3 separate regions of the Mus musculus genome follow, and regions 1 and 2 are each linked to region 3. Evidence: chromatin loops called from intact Hi-C (ENCODE). Cell type or tissue: heart. All regions are shown on one strand.

Region 1 (8,000 bases), 760 kb before region 3:
CCCACTGTGTGGACTCCACTGACTTCCTGCTCACAATCCTCCCACCTCAGTCTTCTGAGTGATGCCATCACCTCTGACTTAAAAATGGATCCTTTCAAACCATTCTGGCCTCTATATTCCACTGAAGCTGGCCATATTTAGCTCTTTGTAACACAGCAACTAGCAGTCCCTACATATGTCCTCAATGATCTCCTTTGATTCTCATTAGCCCTTTCTTCAAAACTCAGGACAAACTCTATTGTTTTTAGGGTGTGTGTGTGTATGGGGGGGAGGGAGACAACTTTATGAAGTCAGTTCTCTCACTGTGGATTCTGGGTACTGAATTGAAATGGCTATCCATGTTTCCCTATTCACCTACATACTTGGCTTCTAGAGAGCTACCTTTTGAGTTGGATACACTTACCTTGTTTGTGACTGCAGCCTGGATATTCAACCTGCATGTCCAACCTAAAAATGACTTCCCCAACTTACTTAGCCTACCCATGTCTTAGCATAAGCCCTTGCAGTCCAAACCTTCATTCTCACAGATGATGGTCCAGGCTCCCAGTCAGCACACACATCCTGGATTGTCTACTTCTTTGCTAATAATCCCAAACTACTTCTCATATTCACCATTATCTAACACTAAGTCACAATATAACAAGCATACCGTTTCATGTTAAATTTTGCATTTCCTTAACTAGACTATTAGTTTAAGCAAGGAAAAGCACTGGGCTTTTGGTTTTGGTTTTCACAACTGCAAAAACTTACAGAAGTAGCCCACCTAAGGAGCTTTAAAAAAAAAACTGCTAATGACCTTTGGTAGTGCTACTGCGATGACTCAGCTCTACAGACACAGACATGAGGGGATTCCTCGATCACCTTGGTATAGCTAGTATACTTTCTGGTCCACAGCTAAGAACAGTCATTGGGGATATGCACCGCTCTCCTGCCTTTGGGCACGCCTAGCCAGGAGTGTACTTAGAGTATGTTGTAGTGCAGAGTTGAGGACTAGGACAGCTATCCTGTATAGGGCACATAGGGCACGAGTCCCCAGAACGAGCACCTGCATTCAGAAGGAAGCTGACCAAGTCAGAGTTTCTTCTGGACTAATACTGTCTGGGTCAAAAAATTCTAACACCTGACCTACAAGAGAAAAATAAACAAAGACATTGAAAATTTCATGAAGGATTGTATCGAGTAATTAAGACACCACAAGGAAGAAAAAAAAAGGTAACACAAGAAAAGACGATTGCTTAAAAAAACAAAAACAAAGATATTTACCTTCAAATGTTTTTTAACAAGCAAGAGAATTTCCAGCAGTTCCACGGATTTTATCGTTTCTATTTCCAAATTGAGAAGGCACAGAGCTAATACAGATGGCTACAAAAAAATAAACAAACATTAGGGAAAAAAATCAAAATAGAATCTTGTAAGACAGACCTGTAAACAAGAAAGAGACTCACTCTTGCTTTGGAGAAGACAACTCGGCAGTTGCAAGCTTTCAGCTGCGCTTCGAGTTTATCGAGGCTGAGAATCTCCTTCCTGTACAAAGCAAGGGGGGCTGTGGTGAACCCTTACAACAGTTCCTTCATTTCTAAGCACTCACATCCAAGTCGAAAGTCTGGACAGACTAAAACAACAATCTGTTGGCGGCAGCCACGCTGAAGGCCTGGGGTGACTCCGCTGAGCCCCACTCACCTTTCTGAAGTGTGACAAAATACAATCGCGTGGTACAAGTGCAAAAAGTTTAAGGCAGTGGTAGCTTCCAGCTCATAGTGCAGTTTCTCTGAGATGATTTTCTCCATGCGTTTAATGTCAGACGCTGTGCATTTACACTGACTGATGCGGATCACATCGTGCGTGGGGGGAACGTCACCTTCTTCTTCCGCCAGCCTGGCGGCCAGCAAAAAGCAGCAGACGCCAATGCAGGACAGGTGTTTCGGTTTCACCTAGAAAACAGAACACGAGGAACCAATCATACTTTGATTTGGCAACAAACGACGCTTGAAATAATGCCATGTTGCTTCTCTTAGATGCACTCACCTTTACCCACAATCATTTTACATTTCAGACCACCATAAACTCTTTAACAAGAAAAAAAAATGGCTATATAAGCATTTATTAAATTTAAATGCAAATTAAAAAAAATCCCAAAACTGGTTTAAAAGCTTGCTTTCTGGCACTGAAATATAGTTTGTATTTCTGACTTAGTAAAACTGAGAATAGTACATCTTCCCTCAAAAAAAAAAAAAAAAAAAAAAACTCTCTGAACACATACCACACACACTCTCCTGACTGGATGAAGGGAAACTATTCTGCATCTTCTCTTTTTGTATGAAACTCTACCATTATGTGATGTAATCTTGCCCAGGAAAAGCACCCCCACGAACCCTGCAGGGTGGAGGACATATGTACAGCTGCTGCTGCGGACAAATGGCTGCCCTTTTCTTCTCAGGGCCCTAAAAAGTGACCCAGCAGCTGACAGCGATCCTATTGGCCAGAGAATTTCCATGTTTTTAACGGTTGCTGCTGACTATTAATAAGACGGTGGCTGCCTGCTTTGAAGGGCCTTACAGAGAAGGGAGCAGATCAACGTTAGCATAATTTTATACTTCTTTGTCCTGCTTCAGTGTTAAAACCACGAAGGCTCCAAGGGAAACAGGATAACTAATGAAAATCTCTCTCTCTCACTCTCTCTCTCTCTCACACACACACACACACCACACACAGTATTTTATTTTTATAAAAAGTCTAGCTTCTTTCCTCTCACTCAGTTTGGGCACTTTTATAAATGAGCCTGTAACAGATATTACAGTATTTTTCACAAAGTGAATTTTAGTTAATTCTTCTTGACTCCCTGAACCCCTGGAAGCACGCACAGAGTACTTAAAGTATAGTGGCCTGCCTCTGTAATGTCTTACTAGAGGACATGTTTAAGAGGCACAGCAAAACCTTATTGAAGACGCAGAAATACAGTTTTCCAGTCTCTCTAGTATGAATGATCACAATTTGACTAATATAAGTTTATAATCAGGAGGCTTTATTACATTTCATTTGACAAATATTGAGCCCTGTATGTGTTAGAGACTGTGTTGGGCACTGGCCATTGGAAACATGTTGATTTGTCAGAAGTGGAAACACACACTTTTGACCCTAGCACTTGGGAGTGGGAGGCAGAAGCGAGCAGAACTCTGAGGTTGGAGGCCAGCCGAGTCTATAGAACTAGTTCCACAACAGTCAGAGCTACACAGAGAAACCGTGTATCAAAAGATAAAATAAAAATTAACAAAAAATAAAGATATAAAATATAATATGGATTTTATAAAAAGCAATTAAATACCTTCATAAGGGCCAAGAATCTATCCAAAATATTGACAGCCAGAACGAAAGTTTCAGTGCCAGATCCAAAGAAGTTAGTTAAACTTCTTAAATCTTCCACTTTGGCATTTCTCAGTCTTGAACACAAAGTGTTATCATTCTGAAATTAAAAACCAAGAATCAAAGTTTATTTTCTTAGAATGGAATAGAGGTGGTTCAAAACCTACTCTCCCTTTAGTTTTCCCCATTGTACACATGACCTCCTAAAGCTATCACACTACGTTCAGATAAATCACTACTTTTAAAATTTATCCAATACAGAACTTTAGCCAACTCAATATAACGTGAAGTGTTGCCCCACCCAAGGTAGTTACAGCAGAATGTGGGTTCCTTGATGAGGTTTTTCTGACACAATCTAAGATCCTATTAGAAATATTCTCTAGGAATTTCCCACCACCAGAAGAAACGCCTCTACAGTACACTTGGTATAACTTCCACATTCACTAAAAACAAAAGCAGAACCCTTTCACGTTTCACGTTTTTTCTTAGTACGGTGAGGCCAATTTTGGATTTAACTTTTTAGCCTTTGGTACTGATTTGGTACGAGGAAAACCAAAAAGTTACCTTCCCACCTTCCCCCAAGTCCTATCAATTCTCAAATTTACCTCCGGGGTAGCCTCCATCAAGATCAGCCCTTTTTCCCGAGGTTGGTATCTCTGTTCTTGTTCCAGGTAGAAGTTCAACAATCCGAAAAGCTGAACCCCTTCGCCACCTGCCAAGTGCTTGGCCCCCAAATCCTTCATCTGCAGCAAATACACCGCGGCCGGTTAAGAATATAATCCGGATACGTAGGGTGTGAGAGCAGAAGGAGCTGGCCGCGATCCCTCCAGCTAGGGGCGCCCCAGATCACGCAAGCCAGAACCGGGTGAGGGGGGGATCGGTCACGTCCGCCAGCCTCAGGGGAATCCTCCCCTAAAGACATGGAGGCGTGGCATGGGGGGGCAGTATCTCGGTCACCTCCGCTGGCCAGGGCTAGTTCTGATCAGCTCTGTGGCCGACAGCGTTTGACGTACAGGAAAAGTGTCCAAGAAGCGTAATGTCCCCTACTGTCCGCATCACCTGGACAGCACAGCAGGGACTTCTAACTAGACTCTAGGCCCTAGAGGAAAGCGGGGGACCGGAAGACTGAAGCCACCGAAGCGGGTTCTGGGGCGGGGCGTTGCACAATAGGAGAGAAGGGAGGGGGAGTCTCGAGACTGAACAAAGAACTGGAAGGAGGCGGCTTCGGAGCCCCGCCCCGGGAGCCCGTCGCGGAGCCCACCTCCAAGCTACCCCCGCAGCTTCTGCAGCTTTGACGAGCCCCGCAACTCGAGACAGGGCGGCCCAGTAGCTTGGGGGATGCTGGGGAGACAGTGGGGAGTCCAGTACGCCCGCAGCGAGCAGTAGCCTAATACTTGGGCTCAGTAACGGTGCGAAGCCCCGGGGCTGTCAACCCACCGTATAGCCTCAGAACACCCTGGAGCCCCTGTCAGTCCCTCAGCTGCGGCTGGGGGACTCCACCATCAAAGCAAACCGCGATCCAGACCCGGAGCCACCAAACCCAGAGCCACCCGGGAGGCCCACTCACCGTGTCGGCCCCGGCGTCACGGACCGGCGCGGCGGGGGCGTCCGGACCCGTCTCCGAGCTCAGGGACCAGCCTCCTCAGCGGCACCCCGAGACCCGCATCCGACCTCCCCGCCGCCGCCCGGCCTCACAGCCCCGGCTGCATCTTGCTCCTCAGCGGGGCTCAGCGCCCGCCCTGCACCGCCACCTCCTCCCGGCTCCGCCGCAGCCTCCGGAGCTGAGCAAACCCCTTGTTTTTGTTTTGAGTCTGCGACGCCCCCAAGGGGCGGGGCGCGTGACTGCGCGCGGAGGGATCCTCGCTCGCTCGCCCAGTGGATCTGAGAAAAAGAGTCCCTGCTCCGAGCCTCAGTTCCCAGCCTCTCTTGGCCCCTTCTGTTCCTCTTGGCCTTGCGGAGCCAGGATCTATGGTAGGGAGTGGAATCTGGATTCCAGCCTCATTTCAGAATGGAACCGGAAGGGAGCAAAGATGAGCGAGCCGATCGGAGAGCGGAAGGAGACAGTTTCTGGACGCCTCACACCTTTTAAAGGTCCCCCGATTTGTTTTGTTTTCGCTGTTTTGAAAAGTCCGCCCAAAGTAGCGGGCTCCCTGATTGGACAAGGGTGGGGCAAGCCGACTGCTGAGGACTTGATTTAATCTCGAATCTGGATTGGCTGGCCGACTGGCTGTTGCGTCCTCTGATTGGCTCTCAATATATCCCGACTCTCTTATCTTCTTCCGGGGCCTTAGCAACTCTGGGGTCTGGATTGCGCATGCTTGGGTGGGTGGCATTTGTGGTGCTCGGTTACGTGCCGGGGTCCACAGCTGCCTAGGAACTCTAGCTCAGTCTAGGCGAGGCCCGAGGCTGTCGCCTCTGGTCACACCCCGAAAATCCGAGGTCACATAACTCTGTAACAGCGTTTCCAGGAGTGCAGAAGGGCGTCCTGAACTTCTTAGTTGTACCACCGGTGTATTTTGCAATAAACAGTCAAGCTCTTAACATTCCAAGATGCTTACCGAGATAATTTTTTTTTAATCGATCTGACTCAGGAAAGAAAAAAAGCTAAATTCAACTAGTTGGTTACACAGCTGACTTGTTGAAGTTGGGCGGTGGGTAGTAGAGACTGCATTACAGAATTGTGAGTGCATTTGTGTGCCTTGAAATTTTTTTTCCATAATAAAAAGTTCAAAGGAGGGACCTTTCAATAAAAACTGCAGATTGATGAGGGTATATAGATATCTAATAAGTGTGCTTCTAGAGGTTATGGTTGTACTGTTTGCTTTTGGTTTTAATGAAGGCTCCCACAGCCTCTTGGTTCTTGATCGCCCATAAATTATCATTTATTGTCTATTATAATTAACGTTGTTATTAAGCTGACACCTCTCCTAAGGCAGAGCAAAAACCAAACCAACTAGATGCCTTAGGCAGGGCTAACTTTCACACGGAGTGGAGTATCTGTCGGGAGGCAGGAAAATTCCCTAGATTGTTTTGGTTTTGTTTGTTTGTTTTACTTTCTATTCCCTCAGATCTCTGCCTCCTAACAAACATGCAAATCGGTAACTTAGAGCCTTCATGAATTCTAAACAGCTAGCCTCTCCGAAATGAATTTTTTACTCTTGGGTGTGTTTTCTGTGAGTCACTTTGGAGCTTATAAACTACTAGAGGGCACCTAGTACCGCTTTAACAGCTGAAGAGTTACTCAAATAGATGGCTTTGTGTATTAGCTGGAAAGAGACTCAGACATCTGTTTGGAGCACAGAGCAGCAGAGGAAGAGAACACCAAAGGGCTAGCTAGCATTCCAGTTTCAGAGGGGTGTGGCCTTCTTGGTTTTAGAACATAAAATATTAGCATACCACTTAAATGATTTACAGGTTATATAATTTTATTCGAGGTGTGGTTGATCTTTTAAGCATTATTTAAATTATTACGTTAGTGACGTACATCTGGATGAAAGTCCATGCTTGTAAACTCGCACAGCAATTGGCGACTCGATGAGAGAATGGAGCTATGATTAAAGTTCAGACATATCTTGCAACAGGGGAAAAGCCCAGCTAACAGGGTCAGTGGTGAGAAAGAAACAACTGATGAGAGAAGTTTAGGAGCCGAACAAGAAGACTGGGGAGAGCTTTGTGTTCCAATGGCCAAAGGTAGAAAAGGAGCCAGGGCTATAAAATAAGTGATGTGAAAGAGGAAGTGTAAAAGAATGTGGCAGGAGATTTTATAAATAACATACTGTATGAGACAGAAAGGAAGAGAGCCAGCCAAGTGTGACGGCTGCAAACCCTGCACTTGGAAGGCTAAGGCAGGGGCATTGCGGTGAGTACAAGGATAGCCTAGGCTACAGAGTGAGACCTTGTCAGAAGGGGGAGAAGAGAAAGAAAAAAGAAAGCTTGAAGAAACCATCCTTTTCTTAGCCCTCTAGAGGGTATGAAGTTATACAAAACATACGCTGATTTTTACACGATGTGAATAGTCCTGCAAAGTGGGATGCTTTATACTGGTGAATTCGCTGACTTTCCACTTCCATCCATTTAACACTTTAATATGGAAAGACAGCAGCCCTTTAAAATACTAGCCCCAAATTACATCCTCTCCCCACTGCAAACTTTTAATGATTTTCCAGGAAGTGAGATTGCTCCGATTTTCTCTCTTTGCTCTCCCTCTCTTCTCTCTTCTTCTCTCTTCTCTTCTTCTCTCTTCTTCTCTCTTCTCTCTTTTCTCTCTCCCTCCCCCTCCCCCTCCCTCTCCCTGAAGTCTTTCTGCAGACTGGCCTTGTCCTTATCTCCTCAGCTAGCTGCACCAGACCTGTAGGTGCTGTTTATTAAAACAAGACATTCTTCCTGTGCTGAATCCATTAAGCTCATCTTGGGCTTTTCTGAGCAATTCTTGAAGACCACGTTCCTAGACAATCACCCATATAAAATAAGGGAATCAAAACTCTTTCAGCACTCAAAAAAGATAGAGGGAATTCCCTTTATTATGTGATACTGGGTGGGTCTTCTTCAGCACAGTGATAGGGGCGTGGCAGTGAGCAAGAGGAACTTGGTTAGGAAAACTGACCCAGTGAAGGATGTACTAATAAACTTGCTCAGGACAT
Region 2 (8,000 bases), 70 kb after region 3:
CCACACTGCAGTTTCTATGTTGTACCTCTATGCTCACAACAGTGTGTTTGAATAAAAAGTACCTACTTGATGCCACATGCTATACATGTCAAAGAGGAGCATGGAGATTATAGTTTAGTGGGGAAAGGAGTGACTGCATAGACATACAGGCAAGGGGATTCAGCCATCACTTACAATGATGGCATACAGATCTGAGACTGACTAGGGGCTGGCCTTGGGATGGAGGGAGTAGGAAGAGCCAGGAAGGAGCAGGAGGGAACAGGTTTACTACAATTGGGAGTTTGACTGAGAATGACCCTGTAGGCCCATATGTTTGGATGGCTGGTTCTCAGCGGACTGTTTAAGAAGGGTTCAGAAGTGTGGCCTTGTTGGAATAGGTATGTTAGAGGGGGGTAGGTTTTGAGGTTTAAAAAGTTCATTCCAGGCCCAGCCTGTCTCTGTTTCTCCCTGTGCTCTGTCTCTACACCACCACCCCCCAGCCACTCTTCCAACTCTCTCTGCTTGCTGCTGCCTGGGGCTCAGCTGCAAACTCTCAGCTACTACTCCTCTGTCATGCCTGCCTGCCAGAATGATAATAGATGAACCCTTAGAAATGGTGAGGGTCTCTTTATTAAACGCTTCCTAATGTAGGTTGCTTTGGTCAGGGTCTCTTCAAAGTAATACAAAAGTAACTAACCCACTACACAGGACCAGGGTATTTGGCTGGGATTCAGGAAAGAAAGACCAATGGGCAGTGAGACTAGGAAGGAAGCAGGGGCCGTGTTATGTCAGGGCTTCTCAGGCCATGTTCAGGATTTGGGTGTTTTGCCTTATATCAAGATCAATCGGAAATGATTGGAGGTTTTCAATAGACATGCCCGGGAAGGTGGGTAGACACCATGCTTGATTAGGAAGATCCTTGCTAGCTACAGGGTGAAGAATGAATTAAGAGAGCTGACATAAACTGTGGGCTCAATTAAGAGGCTGGCTCGGTCCATACTTCAGTTTTACTTTTTTGGGAGAGTTGGGTTTTTTTAAGGTTTTTACTTGGTGAGTTCTTAACATTTATATGCCAACTCTTCTATGGAGTTTTTCATTTCTGACAACATATTTAAACATATAGCACTTTTTTTTTAAAACAGAGAAACCATGGTGCAGTGTGCATCTTTAGCATACAGGGAGTAGACAGTGACCCACCATTTACCCGTATCTACTTGAGCAGCAACCAGGGAGTTTCCTTGTGTTCTTGAAGCAGTGAAGCTATGTAGTTTATTTATCACCTCTCTCTGAAGTTTGTTCTCCCAACATCACATGCCGGAGCTACAGTCGAGCCTTTGTTATCTCTTCATTATGGAACCCTTCAGTACCCCTAACAGCCCTGCTTCCCACAGATATGCAGGCCCCCTTCAATTTCCCCATGGTAACCAGAGGGATCTCGTGAAAATTAATTTGCGTAGGTGTTGTGTGGGTGGAACCGTCGGATGGGTCCGGAACAAGAGTGGGGTCCAAACCCCAGAGATCTTGTTCTGAGATTGGCTGGAGCAGGGTCACTCTCTCTACCCCTGCCCCCGGCCTGTGTGTCCCGGTGTGTATACGTCTGTGCTCTGCCCTTTGCCCCACTCCCTGGTAGCCAGGTTACACTTCCTCTCTCCTTATAAGGTCATGTCCACCAGCACCTGGAATTCCTCCTTACAAAAATGGGGTGTCCCCAGGACCCTCGACCCCAACAATGATGTACAGTCACCCCAATAGTCCCTACTCAACCATCAAAGGTTAAATAGCTTTCTCCCCCAGCCCCATTAAACTCCCTGTCTCACTGAAGCAGTCCCATCACAATCACATGCTGCCTGAGGTCTTCATCCCTGGTTGTTCCTGCCCACCCCATCCCCCTTGTGGCCAGCCCCACCCCCACCAGGATCTACCAGTTGTTATTGTGGGTCCTTCGCATGCTACAGGCAGAGGCAGGAAAGCAGAGCCTGACAGATAGGTAGGATTGGCTGGAGAGATGGCTCAGCAATTAAGAATAAGTACTTGCAGAGGACCCACGTTCAGTTCCCATCACATCACCCACACCATGGGGCTCACAGCTTCCTATAACTCCAGCTCCTGTGATCCAATACCCTCTTCTCTGGATTCTGAGACTATCCCACTCACACAGGCACATACCCGCACATGCGTGTAAATAGAGACAAAATAAATCTAAGCATTTTAAAATCATCTTGGGGGGTGGAGCTGAGGAGACAATTTTGTAACAACATTTGCTATATGTACTGGCTAGTTTTGTGTCAACTTGACACAGGCTGGAGTTAACACAGAGAAAGGAGCTTCAGTTGAGGAAATGCCTCCATGAGATCCTACTGTAAGGCATTTTCTCAATTAGTGATCAAGGGGGAAAGGCCCCTTTGTGGGTGGTGCCATCTCTGGGCTGGTAGTCTTGGGTTCTATAATAGAGCAGGCTGAGCAAGCCAGGGGAGGCAAGCTAGTAAAGAACATCCCTCCATGGCCTCTGTATCAGCTCCTGCTTCCTGACCTGCTTGAGTTCCAGTCCTGACTTCCTTGGTGATGAACAGCAGTATGGAAGTGTAAGCCGAATAAACCCTTTCCTCCCCAACTTGCTTCTTGGTCATGAAGTTTGTGCAGGAATAGAAACCCTCTAAGACACTATATAAGCATAAGGACTGAGTTTAGATCCCATATAAAAAGCTGGGTGCACCCATGCATGTCTAACAATTGTGCTGGCTGGTACCATCTGGAAGATCCCTGGGACCTAGTGATGGCAAAGCCACAAGCTCTGGGTTCAATGGGAGATGCTGTATCAAAGGACTAAGGTGAAGAGGAATAGAATACCAGATGTCCTCCTGTGGCCTCCACATACATGCACGAGCATGCACACCTGCACACAGGTACACACATGCATACACCACATTCACACACACAATCGTTTGAGATACTTCCACTGTGTATCCTAGGCTGGCCTCCAACTTAATCCTGCTCATGCCTCCTGGGTACCGAGATTACAGACATGCACAAACATGCATGCTTGTCTCTAACAACTAAATTCTGATCATAAGATGCTTTGGTCTAAAGCTTCTTCAAAGGTTTTCTTACTGCTATCAAGAATGTATGAAATCCTGACCATAATCTATAGGGAAACAGATTTTTGTTTTGTTTTGTTTTGAGACATTGTTTCTCTGTATAGCCCTGGCTGTCCTGGAACTCACTTTGTAGACCAGGCTGGCCTGGAACTCAGAAATCCGCCTGCCTCTGCCTCCCGAGTGCTGGGATTAAAAGCGTGTGCCACCACGCCCGGCAGGGAAACAGAATGTAATGGTAATTTTTTTAAAAGGTGGGGCCAGAGAGACTGCTCAGTCAGTACAGTGCTTGCTGTTAATGTTTGAGGATATGAGTTTAATCTTCATCACCCATATTTAAAATTAAACAAACGCTGAGCACAGTGGCATTCATGTATAACCATAACACTGGGCAGGCAGAATCAGGAGTCCCCTGGGGCTTGCTGGCTGGACAGTCTTGCCAAATAAGCGATGAGATCTAGATTTATTGAGAGACCTTGTATTAGAAATTAAGAGTAAATTAGGAAGACACCCATGTCAATCTCTGGCCTTCAGGCACGTGTGCACATATGTGTGTATACACTCTTCCCACACATGCATGTGCTCTCTCTCTCTCTCTCACACACACACAAAATGGGGCAAAGAGGTTCCTGAGAAAACTAAAATTAGATCTACCACATGACCCAGCTATGTCTATAAGGACTCCAAGTTAGTCTATCACATAGATGTATATCAATCTCTACTGAAGCATTAGTCACAATTGTTAACAAACCTAGTTGCCTAACAACAGAGGGATGGATCAGAAACAGAGGATGGTATATACTCAAAAGAGTTTTCAGCCCTAAGAAGGAAGTTATGTTGTCATTTGCACAAAACTGAATATCACTGGAGATAAACATTATTAAGTGAATTAAGCCAGTCACAGAAGGAAAAAAATTCATTTATGATTCCTAGGTTTAATTAAACACATAAATCATATGACATGGAAAATGAAGTAAAATTACTAGGGAACTAATGGGAGAGACAGGGAGAAGACAGAAAATTTAGGAGTAGGAATATATATTCAAAATACAACATAAACTTGTATCAAGATGTCCTAATGTAACACAGTGCCATGTACAATAAATATTTTTAAAAGGAGAAAAGAATCGGGGCTAAGTAGAGAAAAACCAGCGAAGTGACTTTGGGGATGCTGCTTTGCAACTCTAATCCTCAGTCCTCCTGTCTCGTCTGTGCCAATTAGTCAACGACAGAAATCTTCTCTGTGTAGTTGAGGATTAAATGTTCCCCAGAAGTGCGATGCAGGGCACAGATTTTACCAGTTAGTGGGCCCATTTGCTTCATCGAGGTCAGCCCTTCTTCTTGGTCAATGACAATAGTAGTAAACTGTCTGAAACGCAGCTGGGGGTTTAAAAAAATATGCAAAAACAATTACTAGCGTGCATTCCACATAGCTAACACACGTGTTACCACCATCGCCATCATCTTTCCATCACTCTCGAATGCCTCTTTCTCAACTGCTTTATCTACTCAAACCTCCTTTCCTCCGGGAAGGACCGCTCCTCAGAGGTAAGGGCAGTACTTTCACGCGGTCCCTGCACACTGTCACTTCTCTAAAGTGGCTTCAGAGAGCCACCATACAACACCCCATGTCCAACTTCTCATCACTTCCCCTTTGTGGTGACGCCCCACACCACGTGAAAGCCACAAACACACCCCCGGAAGTGATCGGTGGTAGGCGTTCCCGTTCGATCATCCCACCCACTCCATCCTTGCTTGGTTCCTGCCTGCTCCGCTTAGACCGGGAAGGAGGCGGAACTAATGGTACGGACCGCCTGACGGTTCCCAGCCGGACAGAAGAGCGGAGGGCACTGGGCGTCGCGCCGCGCGAGCCCGGGGCCATCTAAGTGCTGCTCCCGCGACATGGCTTTCAATTTTGGGGCTCCTTCGGGCACTTCGGGCACCTCTACAGCCACCGCGGCACCGGCGGGTGAGTCAGCCCTGGGCCTACCTTCTTCCTCCAAGGAACCAAAGCCTCGGGCCCGCCCCCTCGATCCGATCGGTCCGGCTGGGGGGTCCCGGGGTTGCCCTGGCACTCGGGACACCTTGGAGTCATTTGGAGAGGGCGGTGGCGGTGGTGGCGGCGGCGGTGGCGGTGGGAGGGCCGCGGGCTGCTCAGGCTCAGCCTGGGGCTCGCACAGCACGCTCAACCCGCGTGGCTCGGCCGCCGCGGTGCTTCCCGCCATTGGGGTGTCCGCCCAGGAGAGGCCGGAGGCTACGCCCCTCTCATTTCCCGGGACCCCGCGTCCCCTCGTCCGTCTCAGCCTCAAGGTCCAGACGGGTAAAGTTGGAGCCAGGCTGCCCGCAGCTCCCTCTGTCCCCTCCCCAGCCCGGGGGGGGGGGATGCTCGGCCCCCGCCCGTGCTGCCCTTCGCTCCTTCTGTCTGTCCGCACCTTGGCTTTCTTCCCCTGATCCGGTGCAGGTCAGGTTTGTTCACGCTGTGAAACCTCTTGCTGATTCTTGTAATTCTTACCTTTCTTTCTTCTCCTTTTCTCTTTCCCTCCTCTCACCTTTTCAAATTTTTGTTTCTCTTGCCTCCACGACTATCAGGATTTGGTGGGCTTGAGACTGCCAACTCCACCGCCGGTGGGTTTAATTTTGGGGGTTTCGGATTAACCGCTAACCCTGCAGTGAACTTTAATATTGGGAATTTCGGTGTTTCTACTACCTCGGCGACTCCGTTCAATTTTGGTAACAGTCTGGCGAGTGCAGGTAGATACTGGGGTCATGTGTGTAACGAGTATGGGGGCTGGAGTCCAAGAATGTTCCGATGTCCCTAGAGTTTGGGGGAAGAAATGGCACTTGTCTAATAAAGAAAGGGGTTTATTTCCTAAGATCAAATCAAATATATTTAAAGTTTTGGCTGCTTTAAAAGATGTGGGTTTTGGAAAGCCTTAAAGAATTAGAATGCACCTTGGTTGGATTTTCATTTAATGATACAGAGCACAGCTTCCAAATGATAAGTTGGGAACCGAATATTTTTTAAAACATTAGCTTTAGCAGAAGGTAAGCGTTTCCCTGGGATTCTTGGACTCCTGCAGTCATTTTTCATTTTTTAATACATATTTCATTGGGATTTCATCTTATTGTCCTTGTGTTTCCAAGAGAAACAAGTCTTATACGAACAGCAGCGACCTGTCTTGTTTTTCAAACTGTAACGATGTTTTTCTAGCATTAACTCAATATATTAGGATGTATTTCTATATATAATTGTAGAAAGAATCCCGGATTCTTTGCTGGGTTTTTGGGAAATTTTCCATGAGTAGTTTTAATTTACCAATTAACACTGAGTTCTAAAAAGTAGGCTCGGCATCTTTTACTTTCAAAAAGAGGATGATGAAGGTTTTTGGTTTTTTGGTTTTTTTAATCTGTGGCTTGTTTGAAGATCACTGAAATTTTTCAGAACACAAATTAATGGATGTGTACGACCCAATTTAAGTTAGGCTTATGTGAGCTCGACATCCGTATGACTCTTAGAAAACTCTCCATCCTCAGCTGCTCGTATATGAATGTACTGTCCATAGTTTATGTTCCGTCAAGCCACTGCTGCCCGTGCCAATTATATGCATTTGGTAAGCCTTACTTCTAAACTTACTGGGAAAGTTGGGGATTTTGTCCATTTACTGGGTTTTACATTGTTGATGTCACCTTATCCTCTCAGTTAAAAATAGTGAAAAATACTTGGAAATTCCAAAGATAAAGGGACTCATTAAGAAATATTAGAAGCCGCACCCACCACCCCTGGGGTGTTTACCTTTCCTAGTTTGCTTAAAATTGGCACTGGGCAAAACAAACCTTATTTTGAAATTTATGTTTCAGAATAAAGCAAACCATATAGTTTAACAGCAACGAATAAACCTGTTTGTATTTGCTTGATTTCATGTCCATTTGGCGTTGTCGCTGTTACTTTGAATTGTACAAATACAAGTGTGTTTTGACTATTTTCAAATATGTTAATTAACTCAGCCTTCAGGAGAGAGCTTTAAAAAATTACATTTTTTGTATCCATATAGGACTACTATTACTAATAAGAGTGTTTTTGATAATCTGAAACATGACAAGATACTGACTAGCATTTTTAGTGTGTAGCCAATTCGAATAACATAGTTATTATTTGAAAGTAGGAAGTTAAAAGGGCTCTATAGACAGTATTTATTTTAGAGGTTATGTCAAAATGTTTGGCTGGCAGTATTTTGATAGAATCTATAAATTAACATGTGTTCAGTTGCCTATTTAATAATTTTTAAAATCTGAATTGTATTGCTAAGAGTACAGGGTAGTGGTAGACTACTTGCCTGCCTTGTATGAGCAAGGTCCTGGATTTAATACCAGTGCCACAAAATTGATTGAAGCTAATTCATTTCTTTTTCTTTAGAATGGCATCTCACTGTGTAGTTCAGGGTCATTTAGAAACTGTAAGCCTGCCTTAGTGTCTCTCTCTATGAGATTGCAGGCGTATACCAAGACATCCATCTCATTGCAATCTTGAAGAGGCTCTCTTATTACAAGAAATATATGAGGTTCAAGTTAGAATCTCTGAAAACTTGGAGTGTAACTCAGCATTTAGAGTTCAAGTGTTTTTTTTTTTTTTGAGAGTTTTTGGCAGCATATTTATAACTAGATAACTGCTGCCAATACTTTAAATTAGGTTGTCATTTCATTCTGTTTTTACATTGTTAAGATATACCAAGATTGATTTTCTTTTTTTTTTTTTTTAAATAGATTTAGTTAAAAATAGAACCTGTCAGGTTGCCACAGTGTGACGCAGGCCCATGGTAGCTGAGGCTACCTTCTTTGCCATTTCTCCACTTATTTTTTTTTTTTTTCCTTCCTTCAAGAAAGACATTCTTTCGGGAGGCAAAGGCAGGTGGATTTCTGAGTTCGAGGCCA
Region 3 (8,000 bases):
CACCATTTCTGCCTAACCATCTCTTCTTGGAGTCTGGGGAGAAAATTCTTCACTTCTGAGTCCTGAATTGTGGGACATCAAGAAGCACTAGTGGTTATTCATTCTTAAGTGTCCTTGTTCTCCTTGGATACAGTTTTCTGATTTTATGTATGGAGAAGTCACGTCAGCCTGCTCATCAAAGGGTGCTAACCTTGACCCAAGCACCTGCCTTTCCTGGGGCCATTTGCTTGCATGCCTAGAGACGAGGGTGGTGCCCCATCTGCAGGTGACGTGATTCTATGGCAATTAAAATAATAGCTTCATTAGTGGTACAGGCAAATCCATTGACCAGAAATGAGGAAGTCCCAAGGAGTATTGAGAAACTGATTCGAACCTGGCCAAAAGTTCACTGCCACATGGAAAATAAGGAACCAAACAGAAGGGCATTCAGGCCAGGTTGTGCCGGCACTGGTGTAAGACGGAAATCACCGTTATTTCGGGAACACATGTTGCTTTTAAAAACCTGCTGCTATCTTCTGTAACTAGGATATTCTTCTTCTGTCATTGTGCTCAGTATATTTTAAAAAATGCTGGTCTGGTCAGCTGTGCTAAGAGGAAGTAAGTTTTTTGTTTTTTTGGTTTTTTTTTTTTTTTTTTGTCTAGCCAGAGATTTAAAGGGGAAGTAGACAGAAGAAATAGCAAAAGAGCCTCACTGGGGAGGGAAACAGAGGACAGGACACTAAGATGCTCTCAAAGCTGCCTCTATCTCCCTATCTACACAGTCTGTCGCTATTCCAGTGACTCAAATAGAGACAAGAAGGGACCTCAAGCGTATGACACCATTGTGTACAGCTGTGATCACAACACTGGGAAAACCGAGACAGGAAGATCAGGACTCTGAGCCCGGCTGGGGCTACACAGTAAGAGCATCTCAAACACCAAACACAAACAAAGCAAGGTGGACCTTAATGTTCTAGGTGTGGTGGCCCATAACTGTGATCCCAGTTCCCAGGAGACTAAGATGGAGTGGGGTTGGGGGTAGGATAGCTACAGTAAATTCAAGACCACCAGCTGACACGTCAGCATGGATGGGAGGAATCTTACAAGGTCCTAACCCTAGACAAAGAGCTAAAGGCAATTAATGACTGACGAGAGTCATTAGTTTCCCAGGGATGATGGCACTAAATGGTTATCTACTACCATGTGGTCAGTCCTATAAGCAATGTTAAATGGACTCTGGGTTGTGTTTATATGGTTATTCACATATATGTGATAGTAATTTTAAAAGGCCATGACTTTGGGGAGGGGTGCAGGAGGGGTTAAGAGAGGAGAGTGAGAGAAATGATATAATATTACACACATTTATGAACTTGAAGAAGGTGCTGTGCTGGAATTAGGGATCAGGGCTGGAATGGGTGGTAGCTGTCTATGGAGTTTGTACTCCAGGATGAACCAGCCAATGGTATTTGATTTAGAAGTCAGAGGTGGGGACAGGAGTCCAGTGAGCAACCTGTGAGTGACAAGCATCGAAGGTTACTTAGAAAAGCCTTTTCCTAGTTAACGAATGAAAAGATACTGGGATTGCAGCAAAAGCCCAACCCCTGCTTGAAAATGGGGGCCTAGCATGTCCCCTGAAACAGACTGGGACACCGGGCAGAGCAGCTGATAGGCAGAGGCAGGAGCTTCAGAAGTTCCAGGTCATCCTTCTACATTTGAGTTCCAGGCCAGCCCAGGATACAGGAGACTGTCTCTTTCAAAAAAGACAGAGAATCCGAAGCAGCTGTCATATTCTATTGGTCTAACAAATCACTATAGCCATTATAAATCAAAGGTTTAGCTGGGCAGTGGTGGCGCACGCCTTTAATCCTAGCACTTGGGAGGCAGAGGCAGGTGGATTTTTGAGTTTGAGGCCAGCCTGGTCTACAGAGTGAGTTCCAGGACAGCCAGGACTACACAGAGAAATCCTGTCTGGAAAAAAGAAAAGAAAAGAAAAGAAAAGAAAAGAAAAGAAAAGAAAAGGCCCTGGGTTTGATTCCCCAGCACATCAGAAACCCATGTTGTCAGCACTGGACAAGTAGAAGCAAGATCACAAGGTCATCATCTTCCTACATAGCAACATGGAGGCTAGGCTACACGAAGCTCTGTGTTAAAATTGAAAAAATCGATAAAGGGAAAAAAAAACCAGCAGAGTAAAATAAAATCTAAAAGAAAATGTGAGAGAGAGAGAGAGAGAGAGAGAGAGAGAGAGAGAGAGAGAGAGAGAAGAGGTATGTGCATGGAACCTACACGCATCTATCCTTATTCTTTAGTTTAGGTCACTTACAATCCTTAATACAAAGTAATAACATGGACACCACCACTGTTTGGAAATTATGACGAGGAGAAGAAGAAGAAGAAGAAGAAGAAGAAGAAGAAGAAGAAGAAGAAGAAGAAGAAGAAGAAGAAGAGGAGGAGGAGGAGGAGGAGGAGGAGGAGGAGGAGGAGGAGGAGGAGGAGGAGGAGGAGGAGGAAGGAGGAGGAGGAGAGGGAGAGGGAGAGGGAGAGGGAGAGGGAGAGGAGAGAGAGAAATCTGTGCAGGTGCAATTGTCCTGAGTCTAACTAACTATGTAGTACACCAGCAACAGTGTAACTTTCATCTAAATTCATTTTTTTCATTGCACATACCTCCCCCCCCCCATTTTCTTTTAGATTTTATTTTACTCTGCTGGGTTTTTTCCTTTATCTATTTTTTCAATTTTAAGACAGAGCTTCTTTTGTGTGCTTCTATTTTGCTTGTTTTCTTTCCTCTTTTGAGACAAGGTCTCCCTCTATGGTACAGGCTGCCTCCAGTGTCACGATTATTTGAGTGTTTTCCATCCTGGTGGGCTGACTCCTTAATGATAAGGACACTGGCCTGGCCAAGAAAATGTCAGTTCAGATCTTCCCCTGCAGATGGCATTAGTGACTGATGAGCCTCTCAGCTGTTGAACACGACTGAAATCTATCCCAAGCTGGTAAAGACTAACTTCTCAAGGTTGCTCCCAGTCCGCTGATTAAGCACAACAGGGATATTTAAGGCAGGTCTACATCTGAGATATGTCAGAATTTGGGGACATGCCAGTTTGCCTCAAGGACTACTCTCTCCCCACGGCTTTGCTGAACTTGTAGGTATTACTTTGCACCCAGCTTCCCTACTTGCCTTTTCCCATTAACGAAATCACACCCCACCCCCCACATCCCAACTCCAGTTCCTCTTACAACCTGTACAGCACTTCTTTCTGCTTCATAATAGGGCTGCCGCGTGTTTGTGTGTCTGTATGTGTGTGCCAGTCACGGAACTAACCCTTATTCAACTGATGATGACAAAATAGACAACAAACACCTGCTCTACTTGACTTGCTTCTCTGTTAACGCCCTTTATCAGGACACAGAGCCTTTCAAAATCTGATCTCCGAGGGCTTGGCACCACAAACCCTACAGCATAAGGCCTAGACTACTCAACAGTTAACTCCCTTGCCTTCAGTCTGCGGAGGCAAACGCCTCCTCCTCACTTTCTTGAGGACACACTCTGACTTATTCCTGAAGACCCAGTTCAACCCAACAAGGCTCTGCAGGTACAAATCAGGCACAAGTCAGCAGGCACCTTGTAAAAGCATTAGTTACATTGTACTTAAATCTTCCAAGGAACTCGGGAGATCCTCTGGAGTAAGGGAAACCGCGCGTCCAGCCGGGGTTCCCCATGCTTGGCCCACCGTGGGCCCTCAGCAGAGATCTGAAGGAGAAAGAAAGCGGCAGAGCGAATGGGGAAGGGCGATTTCAGTTCCCTGGATGACCGCGCCGCCTGCAGGGAGAGGATGCAGGCGCAACCCCGCCGAATCGCAGGGGCCGCTGCAGGGCACATGACTGAAGGCCTCCGCCCGGCCCCTCCCGCTTCCCGGCGCAGTCGCCAGCCGTCACCATCACCGCCGCCGCGGCTTGCTGGCGAGCCCCACCAGCCCGCGTCACCGCTCTGCGCGCTCCCTGCACCTCCCTGGCTGCAGCAGCCGGAGAAAACGAAAGCCAGGCGGCCCCGGCACTCGCGATCGCACCGGCTCTGCTGCTCATTCCGGTATCTACTCCAGGGCTGTGCGCACTGCGCGGGCAGCGGCTGAACACGCACGGAGAAGGTGCGGGAGCCGCAGGGGCCCCGGGCTTTGGGCGGCTGCTGCTCGGCCTTGGCGGAGGCTTGTTCCAGCTCGCCGTTCGGTCCCAGGCCTGGCCGGTGAGCTGCGCGCAGTATGGGCAGATGCTGCTTCTACACGGCGGGGACGCTGTCTCTGCTGCTGCTGGTGACCAGCGTCACGCTGCTAGTGGCTCGAGTCTTTCAGAAGGCGGTAGACCAGACGATCGAGAAGGTGAGGCAGGCTAGTGTGTGTGTGTGTGTGTGTGTGTGTGTGTGTGTGTGGTGTCTTTCTAGGCCACCCTCCCATTGCGGACCCTGTGTGGGGAGAGTTGCGTTGGCGCCGAGCCTGCAGAACACAGCTCTTGTTTGCCTCCCCGGGTTGGCAGGATGTGGAGACTTGAGGTGACTCTTCCTTTTAAATAACCTGTAAGTCTACAGATCTCGACTTTGTAGAAAAGCCTTGCGTTTCCGTTCTATCCTTAGCAATTCTCCACACCCCTCTACGCACCCGGTCTATGTTGAGCCCTGTTTCCCTCGCACTTGACAAAGAAATAGAAATGCGTAAAAGCACCGCAGAAGAGGCTGGCTTTGTAGGCTTGCCCGCGCAGCCTTTGAAACGGAGTGAGCCTGGGGATGAGAAGTGGGTGAGAGGTCTATTGTGTTCTCCTTCCTGGGCTGGACAGGGTAGGGTAGGGTAGGGCAGGGCAGGGCAGGGCAGGGCAGGGCAGAGCAGATGGCAAACAGTCTAGGCTTTAGGAATGGGTGACATTTTATCCATTGCAGTTAGTGCTTAGCGGCTCTGTGTCTCGCAGACAGCCCTGTCTCTGTTTCATACTTGTGCTCATCAGCCATTACTTGGGTAATTAACGAATTTGGACCTGTCTCCCAGGGTGTTTGATGGGGCCTGAAAACTGGTCATGTGGAAGACTTCTCCATCCTGGGGCCACCCTGGTCACTTTTTTCTTTTACCCTTTCACCCACATTCACCAGGCACGGTGGAAAGAGGAACTGGAGAGAGTTACTAGGGTCACCTTTTCCTTTAAAAATAAAGAGCTAAACAAATGAGTCACTGGGGTAGCCTTTCTCATTAGCATCATTCTTATGCATAATGTCTCGCTGATCTCTGTTGCTGTCTCCCAGGTACAAAAGCTTAGGCTTGAGAGTCTGCTTGGAGTCACTGTATTCCAGATTAATAAAATTAGTTGCCTTATTCCAAATGCCAATAGATGATGTCCCTAAATAGAGATTCGCAGTAGTAACCAGTTACTTGGAGTCTGGCAATTAAAGATTTTTTTTTTAAGTGTCAAGGCAAAGCCTTATTCAAGCCTTAATGAGATGGCATTGCCAAGAGAAGACCAAGCCTACTGTGTGAGCTTCTCAAAGACCATTGTTGCCCTGATTGTGTGTGTTCAAGGAGAAAAACAAGCCCTTTAAACTCTTGCTTTGGTAGCGTGAGTAAGGAATACAACAGTCAGAATATGATTTGTGGATCCACTTGTGTGTGTGAGTGTGTGTGTGTGTGTGTGTGTGTGTGTGTGCATGTGTCTGGGTGTTTTTGGGGCGGGGGGATCTGGTAAGATAAAGGTTTCTCCTAGCACCTCAGCCATAAACACCGATTCTTGTGAATTCGTTTTTATTCAGGGAGGGGTATCTATCTGGGAAGTAGCGTCCCAGGACCTGAGTTTCTGTTGGCCACAAGTGCTTTTCTTCCTGGGAAGAAACTGACTGATAAGTTATAGCACAACACCAGACTTACAGAACTGCCGGGCCTGAGCTGCAGAGCGGGTGCACCACGGGATGTCTGATAGGAAGGAAATAGATTCATTTCAGCAGATGGAATGGGGATGCTGTAAGTGAACCTGAGGCTACCAGTGTGCACTTTCCTCGGAAACCAGTAGGGTCATCCCAAACAGAGAGAAAGACCAAGAGGACTTTACAGATGAGAAGGGCAGGGAATGAATGTTGGCTCCATGCTCCTGATGAGAAGCCCGGGACTACTTGTGGGATCTTTTCGTTTTCCTTTTGAGATAGAGTGTCATTATGTAGCCCAGGCTGGTCCTTGAACACACAGCTCTTGTCTCAGACTCCCAGGTGCTAGGATTGATCACAAGCATGTACCATGACACCTGGTTCTATCATCTTTTTCCAAGGAAAAGAGTATGCTTTCCCTCCTGGGCTATTGTCAGTGTTTAATGATATGATCGCCACTTTGTTTTTATTAGAAGCCAGTGAGTCTGAGAGCAGGAATCAGACATCTTGTGTTCAGATCCTAAATATACCACTCTGCAGCTTCAACTTTGAGCAAGTTACTTAACTTCTCTAAGCCCCGATTTCTTTTCTTGTGAAAGTGGGAATGGGAAGTGTGATCCGCCATCTTAGCCACTCAGTTGTGTTTCTATGAAGCTCCTGGGCTTTAAGCTTTGGGTCTCATGCTCACACAAGCCTTTCCAAAGCCCTGTGTTTAATTTTATGCCCAAGTTTTCCCTCCTACAAAGGCCCCTTCAAATCACAGAAGCTTCAGGATCCATAAAACCTGTATCTGTGGGCTAAGCATAAACTTCACACTTACGACGGCACACAGGACTGGGTGATCAGTTTGTGACATCCATCATTATTTCCAGTAGTAGCCAGTAGTAGTTCTATGGGGTAGTTCATTCATAGGTTGACTTTAATATGATCCACATTGTGATATAATCTACGCCAATACTGCCAGTTCTCACTGTTTTCCTCTGAAGATTGTCCGTGCCTCAACTTGTGTAACATCAAAAATGGGTGGGGGGGGGGAAGGTTAACGTTCTGAAGCTCAGGTTCGGCCAATTTCGGGGAAGTTTGGTAAGATAATTGCTATGCAAATTGATCCCAGAGATAATTTAGTAAAATAAAGTGCTTGCCACACAAGCCCAGGGACCTGAGATTAGATCCCCTGAACCTGCATAAGAAGCTGGATGAGGCAGCATGCACGCGTGACCCCAGCACTCTGGAGGCAGAGACAGGAGGATCTCTGGGACCTCTGGCCAGCAAGCCTGCCAATGGCGAGTTCTAGAGTCAGCGAAAGACCCTATCTCAAATAAATAAACAAGCAAATAAATGAGATGTGGTTGACACTCAGCATTGACCTCTGGAGTCCACATGCATGTGGACACGTGCACATGTAGTCACACATATAGCCACATCACCCATATGCACACGTCAAAAACAATAACAGAAAGGAAGAAAGAAAACACAGCTCTAGATTGACAAAGTGGGCTGAAGCGACACTTTTATTTTGGCAGGTAAGTATAGTGGCCGGAGTGGTTTTTGGAACCAAATGTCTCAGCTGCCTGCTACTTGCCATGACCAAAATTTAGACACAAGCATTGGTAGGAAGTAATCAAGTTTATTCAAAGTCAGCCTTGAAGATATTAGCAGGGCTAGCTTCCCAACTGTCTGCCTTGGGGTTATTTATGGGAGATGTGAGGTATAGAAGGGAAATCGAGGCTACAGCTGGGCAGGGTCTTAGAAGGCAGAACTTCATGATGATAGATCTTGGATTTTTCTCTTTTTTTTTTTCTTTTTCTTTTTCTTTTTCTTTTTCTTTTTCTTTTTTTTTTCTTTTTTCTTTTCTTTTTTTTTTTTTTTTTTTTTTTTTTGAGACAGGGTCTCACTCTGTAGCCCTGGATGGCCTGGAACTCATAGAGATCCGCCTTGGCCTCCCACGTGTTGGCATTAAATGCAGGCCACCACCCAGGCTGGATCTTGGATCTTGATTCCTGCTGCTTGCTAATCTAAAGAAATATCTAGCAGTTCATCATCTTAACCATGCAGATGGATGCCAAATTAGAGTCTCCTGGGAAGAGAGGACCCTCAGCATAGACAGGGTCTCCATCAGATTGGCCTTTGA

What was found. Hi-C counts contacts between places; a loop is a spot of excess contacts. Peaks named below come from ENCODE experiments on the same cell type or tissue, not always from the same donor. Only the 100,000 strongest peaks of a DNase experiment are listed, where the experiment ranks them.
Region 1: a loop joins it to region 3, with 3 times the contacts of the local background. A loop is called at or near these places in 4 of 42 quality-filtered maps.
Region 2: a loop joins it to region 3, with 5 times the contacts of the local background. A loop is called at or near these places in 15 of 42 quality-filtered maps.

The regions. Positions count from the first base shown.
Region 1 is chr5:93,264,725-93,272,724 of GRCm38, reverse strand. It overlaps Ccng2 (cyclin G2), which reads right to left and starts at 5,152. Exons shown (of 8, transcript NM_007635.4): 1 at 4,928-5,152; 2 at 3,966-4,103; 3 at 3,323-3,460; 4 at 1,681-1,931; 5 at 1,446-1,524; 6 at 1,264-1,362. The coding sequence starts at 4,103. In heart, CTCF peaks have their summits at 4,177 and 5,207; DNase peaks (open chromatin) are centred at 4,214, 4,614, 5,184 and 5,584; H3K4me3 peaks cover 3,836 bases; H3K27ac peaks cover 3,323 bases.
Region 2 is chr5:92,432,044-92,440,043 of GRCm38, reverse strand. Nup54 (nucleoporin 54) reads left to right here and starts at 4,845. Exons shown (of 13, transcript NM_001359995.1): 1 at 4,845-5,040; 2 at 5,661-5,822. The coding sequence starts at 4,974. It overlaps Gm42114 (a long non-coding RNA gene), which reads right to left and starts at 5,433. Exons shown (of 2, transcript XR_880431.3): 1 at 5,062-5,433; 2 at 3,975-4,451. In heart, a CTCF peak has its summit at 4,958; a DNase peak (open chromatin) is centred at 4,813; H3K4me3 peaks cover 2,269 bases; H3K27ac peaks cover 1,774 bases.
Region 3 is chr5:92,501,544-92,509,543 of GRCm38, reverse strand. Scarb2 (scavenger receptor class B, member 2) reads left to right here and starts at 3,887. Exons shown (of 12, transcript NM_007644.4): 1 at 3,887-4,352. The coding sequence starts at 4,236. In heart, CTCF peaks have their summits at 2,908 (motif pointing right), 3,816 and 6,011; DNase peaks (open chromatin) are centred at 3,093, 3,913, 4,683 and 5,893; H3K4me3 peaks cover 2,759 bases; H3K27ac peaks cover 2,288 bases.